Linked DNA regions of Homo sapiens: region 1 is linked to region 2. A link is a loop called in an ENCODE intact Hi-C map of the cell type or tissue named here. Cell type or tissue: B cell. All regions are shown on one strand. Links, peaks and the distances in the headings refer to the core of each region. The heading gives the core; the rest is flanking DNA.

Region 1 (5,388 bases), core at 151-5,150, 240 kb after region 2:
GAAGACTCTCTGTTTGCCACTTACTCAGATATATGCCCACCATTCATGAGCATTGCTAACAAATATGACACATCTATTTTCCTTAAAAAGCTCCCAAACTCATGCACTATTTTTAGCTTGCTCCAATTCTTCTGGGAGGGTTCACTGTGGCAGATTTAGGCTGGTAAAATTGCTAAATTGTGTTAATTCTGAGGAAATCTTTCTGATATATTTAAATCCAGGAACTGAATCTTCATGAATCTATTTTATAATTTATGGCACTCAATTCAATTCAACAAACATTCATGAAGTGCCCTCTCTGTACCACGTGCTGAGCCCAACCCTTGGTAGGAAATGGGTAACAAAAAAAGGTGTAAGATGTTCCTGCCTTCTGCAAGCTTGCCATCTGAAATGTACAAATTGCAAATGACAAATCACTATAGGCAATGGAGAGAAGGAAAGTGCAGAGATAGGAAAGTTCTGTGAATAGAAACAACCCAAATGAAGGTTCTGTATGGTACAGAGTGATATGTAGGGGCAGTCAGGGCTGGAGGGGTCCTTTTAAACCCCATATCAAGGGTGCAGCTAGTGGCAAGGCAGCAGGCCAGAGAAAGGAGACATTTTAACATCCCATCCCAGGGGCATGGTGCCTCTTAGAATCTCAGCTGTAACGCAGATTGGAAGATTCGTTTAGGGACAGTAATTACATAAAACTATTTTTTGGTTGTTTGTTCACTATCTCAAGCTTCTCTTCCTAGAATACGAATTCAGGTTGCAAATACAATACCCACATCTTCATTTTCCACTGATGTCTCATGTCTTTAGCATTAAAATGAGGCTGAGGGCCATCGATTTCTTCTGTAGATAAAGAGCCAGCCACTGGCACCAGCAAATGGCCCCTCCCCAGAGTGGTGTGAAATGTGGTTATTTATTTGGTAAGAAAATATATTACTCATTATCCCTAACTGCACCTAGAGACATCCAAACCTACCCAGCCAACCAGCTTATTTTTCCTGTAAAGCAAGATAGAAATAAAACATGGTATAAAGCAGAAGAGGAAGTCCCTCCTTCAAAATGACTCCAGAAAGTGGTGGTCAAGGAAGCTTTTCTCGAACCCTTCTGGAAGAGATAGATTCAACCTTCAGAGGCCTAGCAAGAAGAGCTATGCTAATACTCCTGTGCCATATATAATTAAAATGCTACCGAACCATGAAATCTATGTAAGAATGTCCAAAAAATTCTGATTTTCCCATAATGATAATTCAAGGCTTCTTTTTGGATAGATCGATATTCTTTTATTTTTTTCCTCCATTCTTTTATGTTCTTGCCTTGCCTGTCTGCCCAGTCTGCCTCTTGGGAAACCCAGTCCTGCTGGTCAGCCTCCAGTGATACTCCCATAGGACCTCCTGCTACCCTCTAACAGAGCTGGCACTTAACTCCCTTCACAGAAAATACTCACCGGTGCCTCACCTGTACCAGACTGTGAGCTTGTGGGGGCTAGGAATCATGTTCCTTTTGGGGACTGGATGCTGGGCACAGGTCCTGGCTTGTGGTAGGGGTTGAGTGAGTATCTGTTGAATGAGGGTCTTTGGTCATCTTGACACCTGGGTGGATGGATACCTCAGCAGCCAAAGCTAACAATAGAAAGGGATGATGAGTGGGGGTCAGGCAGGACTGTGGCCTGGGAGTATGGTGCCTACTGCAAGGGACCCTGGGAGGGAGATCAAGGCTTATTAGATAATAATTAGGGCTTGATTTAGACTTAGTTCTGGCTGGCACCGGAGGGCTGCTCTGATGAGTGGGGCATAAGGACAGAAGGTGCAGTTTGATCATGAAAATTTTGTTTCTGAGTGAGTGAGCAACTCAGAGCAGGACCTAGCTGTTGGAACTACTGGACTCAGGGTCTAGCATCTTTCCCCCATACCCAGCCTAACAGATATGAGCCAAGAATGCCAGGAAAGAGAATTGAAGCATCAACTTTGTTGGATGCAGAAAAGAAGGAGAAGGTCAAGGAAAGACTCTGACCCGATGGACATAGGAGTGTCTGATGCTCTTCCTGGATACTAAATCTTTGGCCACAGAAGTCTAGGTGAAGCTGTGGTTCCTGATCATAACATACTCCAGCCTCTAGGAGGAGCTCAAGAACCTCACAGGGTGGACCATGGGCTCCTACCCACAGGTGAAGCTGTGGTTCCTGCTCATAACATACTCCAGCCTCTAGGGGGAGCTGAAGAACCTCACAGGGTGGACCGGGGGAGTAAAGCTGATGGGGCAGAGAGGTCATGTGATTGGATCGCACTCTTAGGAGGCAGAGTGTGCACAAGAAAGAGGTTTAAACTGTAATTTCTTGGCTTATTTCTTTTTAGATCGTTTTACTGTCATTGGCCAGTGTCTCATATTCTTACACTCTTTCTCCTTCATCATCAGAGACAAAAAGGAGACAAATATACTTGTCCCAGAAAAGATGTCTGTGGTAGGGAGTTCAGTGTCTCCAGTTGAGCAGGAAAGACAGACGCTGATGAAAGAGACAACTCTTGTGACAGAGTCTTGCCCTACGTAGCAAGTCTGAAGCCCAAGGCATTTTAAAAGCAGGTATTTTCAACAGCGGCCTGTAAATGCACATTTTAAATAACAGATTGTGCACATGACCTAACACTGAATCCATTAAAACGGGAACTGTGGCTTATTTTTAAAGCCTCCACTAATGCTGCTTTGGCTTAAAAAAAAAAAAAAAAGCCTCATGTGCTATCCATAGTACAGAATTCCAGTCCCATAGAGTTCCATATCAATAACATCTGCTGATTCTGCCTTTTGAACAAAGTAATCAATCCTCCCCTGGAGGCTGCAGTGGAGAAAAGGAAGCACACAGTCTGGGAAGCCATCTGTGCAATTCTCGACCTGGCCGGTGTCACCTCAAATGTCGCCGAATGCACTTGACTCCTCCTGGGAAGCACAGAGGGGCCTTCAAGGAGACCCCTCGTCCTGCCATTTTGCAACCTGACTGCACTGCTTCTAATTATTGCATTTTTCAATGTGTTTATATGTGTCATAGCTTCCGAGGTGAGGCACCCACCAACTCTGACACCACTCCTGGCTGTGGGAACAGCTGTCAGGGATGCTGCCTGTCCAGGTGTCTGGAAGATGATTTATAGTATGTATCTGAGCAGACTGGTGATATTTTATTAATCAAAATGTCAGAAAATCTAATGATAATGTGCTTGCTACAGGTCTTAACATTTTCAATTTTTTAAATAAACATTTTAGATGCCGACTTTGGGTTTCTGTATAAAAGATAATATTATGGAATACCATTAGAGAAACCTTAATGTTAGTATTAATATTGGGGGATAATAAGAATTTATTTTGCTTTTTTTTAAACAAAGATTACAGTTTTACTGTATGCACATTTAAGAAATCCCAAGCTGATCTCATTCTACAGAGACAGGGACTATTATTCTTGTTTTGTATCTGGGAAAAATGAATGTTTCAAAAGGCATATTCGTAAGTAATCAATGAGTAAGATTTTTGATGGTTTGTTTTTCATATTTTTAAAATGCCTTCTGCATGCCTTGACTTGCAAAGTTCTTTCACAAATGCTGTCGTTTTAAACTTTACTTTCAAAACATTTTTGTGTAATAGATATTATTATCTCCACTTTACGGATGAGGAAATCAGGCTTATGTAACTCACCTACATCACGCAACCAGTAAGTTTCAGAAATGGGTTTCAAACTCAACTCTCTGGCAGACCGTTCCCTCTCTTAGCCCAGTACACTATCTCATTCGCTTATTTGCCCATTACTTTGATCAGCTAGCATCTGAGTGTCTGTTTCCCATGTTCCCAGACTTGAGCACAACATCAGAAATACAGAGGCAAAAGCACAGGATTTATTCTTGAGGAGTTCCCAGTCAGATGGTGAGTTGAGAATGTCAATTAAATATGCTAAGATACTTGAGAATATTTTAAAATTTAAAATGATTATTTAATACACATCCATTGAGCACTTATATGTGCCTAATATTATGAGAAACACCAGAGACATAAAGGAGAATGAGACGTAGACCCCTATGTTAGGTGTCCCAGTCTAGCTGGTAAGCAGCATAGAGTCAATAAATCTCACACTGCAAACTCAGGTGTGCAAGAAATGCACCTTTGTGTTCATGATCCAACTTAGTTCTATTTTAGCTCATGTGGTACGAGAGCAGAGGAAACTTAACTTCCGTCAGTTGGGGTGTCAAGGCTTTTGCATGTATGTAGCTGTTGGGAGGTGGACAAGGTTCTTGATGATGAATCCACACAGGTCAGAGCAAAGGCATCTTTTATTCTCATCCACGTGGCCCCTTTCTATGCTGCCTCTGGGGGGATTGTCATACCTGGTGGATTGGGAACATTTCTACTCATTCTGCTCTGCAGGCTGGAAAGGAGTTGGGTACCAAGGCCACCTGAATACTGCTGGCAAAATGGTTCATAGCTGCCTCCTTTATCTGTCCCTTGATTCAGAGACCAAGGATGTGCGACCTAGAAAATTGCTGATCTGTTAGCCTGATATATGAAATTGCCTGGCTGTTGTTTTCTGATGGGCCACCCACTATTTTTCCTTATTGATTGCAAACTCCCCCAAAACAGCTCCAAGGTAAGTAGAAAAGGAAGTGACCCGTGAATTCCAGAAGGTGCAATTCCTGAAAGACCCAGAACCCTCTGAAAGTAATGTATGCTGGGAACAGTAATTTCAAAGTACTTCCAGTAGGTGGAAGTCGCCTGGAATTGGGAACTACACTGGGATGTGTGCATGTCAATTTACGTTCTGCTGTAATCAGAGAAAAGTATTTGGTTATTTCACAAGGAGACAGAAAGTCAGGTCAAGAGCAATCTGCTCACCTTGTCTTTTGACAATTCCCTTCTTTAAACATATCTTGCCTGGTTAAGGAAGAGTGAAGAAGAGCAGGGGTGGGAAAGGGGTTCTAACAAAAATCTTGCAAAATAAAAGATGGAGAACAGCACCAGACAGACAAAGAGGAAAGAAGACTCCTCTGAAAATTACCTACTGTAGGCTCTAAAGAAGAAATTGCAAGATGGTCTCTGGCAAATTCAACACACGGTGGAGCTGCAGTGCAGTCAGGGCACTGAGGCAGAAGCCTAGTCCTGCAGCTGGAGCAAATCCCAGCAGGTTAGGGAAGACCAAAACTAAGCATTCTGGCCTCTGGCTTCATGTTTCAGGCAGTACCCACTGCTCTGGCCCTCTCTTGACTCTATTGAACTGTTGTAATTTTCCATAAAGGCTTTGCTTCTGTCTCTAGATTATCAACGTGCAGCCCCAACCCCACTCCTGACACTTGCCTGACACAGCTTTTACATTACAGGTAGATATCACCAATTCTGTTTGGGTTACCATGGCTCCCAGAGCTTCTT
Region 2 (5,388 bases), core at 55-5,054:
GTCTTGAACTCCTGACCTCGTGATCTGCCCGCCTCGGCCTCCCAGAGTGCTGGGATTATAGATGTGAGCCACCATGCCTGGCCAGTTTGTAGCTCTTTTAAAAGTATTTTACCTTGAGATGATCAGAGAAATTTAAGTGAATCAAAGTATTGTTCATGGGTACCTCCTATTGCATCCCAAAGAGTTGTAAATATTCTACTACATGTTGAAGTTCTTAATTTTATAAAATTCACATCAGTGATACTGTTAGCACATGAAAGTCTTGCCTGTGAATTATTTAGTAATGCTGTTGCTCAATTCTTAATGTGGAATCTACCATCTCATATTTATATATATATATAATATATAATATAAAATATATATATATAATATATTATATATATTATATATATATATTATATATAATATATTATATATATATATATATATATAAAATATATATATATATTTAGAGACAGAGCCTCTGTCTGTTGCCCAGGCTGGAGTGCAGTCGTGTGATCTTGACTCCCTGCAACCTCCACCTCCTGGGTTCAAGCGATTCTCCTGCCTCAGCCACCCAAGTAGCTGGGATTACAGGAGTGTGCCACCACACCCAGCTAATTTTTGCATTTTTAGTGGAGATGGGGTTTTGCCATGTTTCTCAGGCTAGTCTTGAGCTCCTGGCCTCAAGTGATCTGCCCACCTCGGCCTTCCATAGTGCTGGGATTACAAGCCTGAGCTGCTGTGCCCAGCCCCATCTCACCTTTAAAAAAAACATTTCAGTCAAAGTAGCCATTCCATCAGGGATTAGACTTAGTTTGCTCATAAAATAAACTTGTTTTTTTTTTTTAAGGTAGATTAATTTTGAGAAATATATCCTCACCACTTCATCGCTACCTTAATGTCTTTCTTCCTGCAGTGGTACCGTAAGAGGAGACATGTTGGAAACATCTCTCCTTCTACTCAGCCTCACGCCCTGAAAAATTTCTTCCTGTACTTATTTCTTCAGATTGTCAGCAGTGTTTTCTACTTGTCATCCAATAGTACTTCCTGACAAAAAGATGCGTCAGGGTCTTTTTCCCCCTAAATTGTTTCACCAGTATTTCATCCACATTTCCATGGTATGAAGAAGAAGTAATTTTTAAATGGTATGTTACTTTTTGTCTTTTGCTATTAAGTGAGAAAACTTTTGAAAGGTTTATAAACATTTATGACTATATTTAGTGAGCATTGCTTAACAAGTATTGGAGTTAGTATCTTATGATGTTAAGTATTGCTGAACACATGGTGGAGGTTCGTCTTATCTTCCGGATCTGTAGCTTCTGCTAATTGTGATGGCTTCACACTTTTCATTGTGTGTATCTGAAGAGTGAGATTCATCATTAACCATGGCGAACACAGATACCTACTTTAAAAAATCTTTGTGATAGTTTCAAATTTTTTGGCTGACTTATTGGTAAAACTTAATGTTTTTTCCTGGCTCATGAACAGCTTGCACCAGGAACAGAAGTATCAACTAGTGTTGTCATTTTTGCTTGCATTACAGGCTGAATATCTCCTCTCTGAAATCTTGGGACCAGAAGTGTTTTGGATTTTGGATTTTTTTAGATTTTGGAATATTTGCATTGTATACTTACTAGGTAAGCATCCTTAACTGAAAGTCTGAAATCTGAAATGCTCCCATGGACATTTCCTTTGGGCCTTATGTTGGCACTCAAAAAGTTTCGGATTTTGGAGCATTTCAGATTTTGGCTTTTCGATTTGGGATGTTCAACCTGTATTACAATTATCCTTGGTCTGCTGTTTCTTTGCAAGAATCTTTTTGTTTTTGTTTTTGTTTTTGAGATGGAGTCTCGCTCTGTTTCCCGGGCTGGAGTGCGGTGGTGTGGTCTCGGCTCGCTGCAAGCTCCGCTTCCCGGGTTACGCAATTCTCCTGTCTCAGCCTCCCAAGTAGCTGGGACTACAGGTGTGTGCCACCACACCCAGCTAATTTTTTTTGTATTTTTTTTTTTAATAGAGATGGGGTTTCACCGTGTTAGCCAGGATGGTCTTGATCTCCTGACCTCATAATCTGCCCACCTCGGCCTCCCAAAGTGCTGGGATTACAGGCGTGAGCCACCAAGAATCTTTTTAAGCTACTTGTCCAGTGGCTCGGTTTAGTAAAAACTACCTAATAGGTAAGCCCTTGTGTCTGGGCACATACCTAGGAACTGCAGTACATCTCAATATGCTGAAATCAACTAAACACCCCTCCCACGTTATCTAACTCCTACACCCCTGCCACCTCCCACCACAGCTTGTGTACTGTACCTGACATAGGACCTTCTGATTTGCAAGTGGAGGGAGGGGCTGATGTCAATCTAAATTTTAACTTTTAGCAAAATGCAATTTCTTGTCTTTTAAAGATGAAAAGTAAATATTAATAGAGGTTCTAATGTCTTCTTCCCAAACCCCAGTGGGTTAGGTTCACTGGTCACTGCACTTAGCAGCTCTGCTTGAGCTACAGGGTCATGAACTCCATCAGTCCCTCCTTTGTTGTGTGTGGTGACTGTATCTGTGTGTGTAGCCTCTTGCTGGTACTGGCCTCCCCAGGATTTCTTCATCTTTCTGGTCCCCCTGTGTCCCAATACAAGCCTCTTTGTCTTCTGTCTGAATGCTCTGGTTGGGGCTGTTATTTTGCCCACAGTATTTGGGTGGAATAACTTCTTTAAGTTATTCTTTTAAGAACAGAGTGCCTTTAAGACCCCTGTCACCTAGGAAACAACAGACCCCTTTCTTTTGGGTCTTTCCCTTTCAGACTTCCCCTGGCTGCCAGGATCTATCTCTGAGTATATCGAAGGATTTCCAAGACTAGATTAAAAACTAGAAATACTTTTTAAGTCCCCTACTCTTCCCCTTCCCATTTTCTGCCTCTTCCCATCACCAGTTGCAACTGTTTTTTTATTTTATTTTATTTATTTATTTTTGAGACAGAGTTTCGCTCTTGTTGCCCAGGCTGGAGTGCAATGGTGTGATCTCAGCTCACTACAACCTCCGCCTCCTGGGTTCAAGTGATTCTCCTGCCTCAGCCTCCTGAGTAGCTGGGATTACAGGCATGCATCACCATGCCAGGCTAATTTTGTATTTTTAGTAGAGATGGGGTTTCTTCATGTTGGTCAGGCTGGTCTTGAGCTCCTGACCTCGGGTGATCTGCCTGCCTCAGCCTCCCAAAGTGCTGGGATTACAGGCGTGAACCACCCTGCCTGGTCTGTTTTTCATTTTAATATTGAGGCTTATGATAACAGACCATATCATTGCCAATGAAAAAGATATCTGAAGGAAAACCTGTAGTATTTTATTGCTTTGATTATTATGTGTCCCGTGAATGTCTTATTTATCCTTTTAGTCTTAAAACAGTATGTTTGAAAAGTACACTTTCAAAGCAAATTGTTGTTTCAATGATGAGTCAGATCCCAAAGAGTTCACTACTATAAATGGCAAACATTTGGTTTATCACCGAGAAATAATCTCTTCAGGATTGAAATACAAAAGTGTTTGTTATTTCCTCCCAAGCTTAGAGATAAAGAATACTATATTATTCTGAAGATCTGGGTTGGGATACTGTAGATGTTGACCATGTAGAATGGATACACTGCTATAAGTCCTAAGTACTTGCTGTTCCTCAAATCTAGGGGTAAGATAAGATAGCAAGTCCTACTCCCTGTAGGTATACTTAATGTAAGAACCAGAGGACGGTAGAGATTAGTTATCTGTGTGGCCATCCTCCATACTCCAGGCCATCCTCCAGGCCATCCTCCATACTTCCATGATTATCTTCATAAAACATAACTCTGCCCAAGCCACCTACCTGCTTAACAGCTTTTGATGGTTCTCTATTGCCCAAGGAATAAAGTCCAAACCCTTAGCTTGCAGATAGGGCCCTTTCCAGCCTGGTTATAACCTTGCGTTATCTCTCTCTCTCTCTCCCCCCATCCCCATTTCTCCCCACCCTCCTCCATGTGCGCGCACGCACACGCAAACACACACACACACACACACACACACACACACACACACACACACACACTTTATACCCTTCAGACCAATAATGCTAGGTACCAACAATGTGGGGTAAGAACTAGATTTAAACAATTGAATATGATAATTAGTCTATAACAAGGAAAGTGTGTTAACAGATAGTGGATGATTCGGGAATGGAAGAGTCAGTGAACCACCAAAATATTCTAGAAAGTGAGTATTCACCTTTATTGGCACGTGGATCACCTGGGGATCTTGATACAATGCAGATAGTGATTCAGTAGGTCTGAGGTGTCTAGGGTGGGGCCTGAAATTCTGCATTTCTGACAAATCCTGGGTGCTGCTGCTGCTGCTTGTTGTTTGCTGCCCACTTTGAGTAACAAGATTCTAGGGTGCACTGTCCAATGTGGAAGCCCTAGTCACATGGGACAATTTAAACTTAAATTGATTAAAATTAAATAAAATTTAAAACTTACTTCCTTGGTAAGCAGTTAAGATGGTAGCCACATCTTAACTGCTACATAGGCTCATTTGGCTAGTGCCTACCATATTGAATAGTGCTCTATTTCTGTCATCACAGAAAGTCCTATTGGACAGCACTGTTTTCTAGAGCACTATTTTTCAAACTGTTTTCTACAGACTACCTCTTAAATCAGAATCTCTGGGGATGGGGGTTGGAAATTTGCATTTTACATAAACACCCCAGGGTGCCTTCTGCATGTTAAAATTAGAGGAACACTTCTATAGGGGATCTAAAATCTGCTATCCAGAGGTAAATTTAATGTGAGAATAGGCAAATATCACAGACAGACATGGGGCAGCTCAGCTTAAATTGGAATACTCTCTTGCCAGCCATGAGAATCATATCCAGTTGTCTACAGGTGCAGCAGATTTTGTCTGGCAGAGATGACTTCTGACACCAAAGCTACACAGGCAGCCTGGGCAACATAGATCTTGTCTCTACAAATTAAAAAAATTAGTTGGGCATGATGGCACGTGCCTATAGTCCCAGCTACTCAGGATGCTGAGGTGGGAGGATCACTTGAGCCCAGGAGGTTGAGGCTACAGTGAACCAAGATTGTATCACTGCACTCCAGCCTGGGCATCAGAGTGAGACCCCATCTCAAAAAAAAAAAAAATGGCTACATAGGGTGGAGGAAGTATAGTCCTCAAGCCAGTGGCTTTCTGCAGGTGTGCAGCTGGTCCCAGGTATGTTCTCTGGTCTCATATGCCTTCTTGTCCTCCAAGTGCTAACATCTGGTGAGGACCACAGCCTACATCTGGTTTCAAGGATGACTCCCAGTCCTGGAAGGTACAATCAACTTATTCTTTTTCAGATCAATTGGATCTGCCTTTCCTGCCCAGGAACATATCTAGGGAAAATCTTTTCAT

The links. Hi-C counts contacts between places; a loop is a spot of excess contacts. Peaks named below come from ENCODE experiments on the same cell type or tissue, not always from the same donor. Only the 100,000 strongest peaks of a DNase experiment are listed, where the experiment ranks them.
Region 1: it touches region 2 in a loop (9-fold over the local background); 2 of 110 quality-filtered maps call a loop at or near these places.

Annotation. Positions count from the first base shown.
Region 1 is chr15:79,593,002-79,598,389 of GRCh38, reverse strand. No RefSeq gene overlaps it. Among named protein-coding and RNA genes, the nearest start is that of TRC-GCA5-1, 150 kb to the left of the region's middle. In B cell, for the core only: a CTCF peak has its summit at 2,150 (motif pointing right); a DNase peak (open chromatin) is centred at 2,179.
Region 2 is chr15:79,835,220-79,840,607 of GRCh38, reverse strand. It overlaps LOC124903536 (a long non-coding RNA gene), which reads left to right and starts at 688. Exons shown (of 2, transcript XR_007064730.1): 1 at 688-5,388. In B cell, for the core only: no CTCF peak of the experiment used is centred there; no DNase peak of the experiment used is centred there.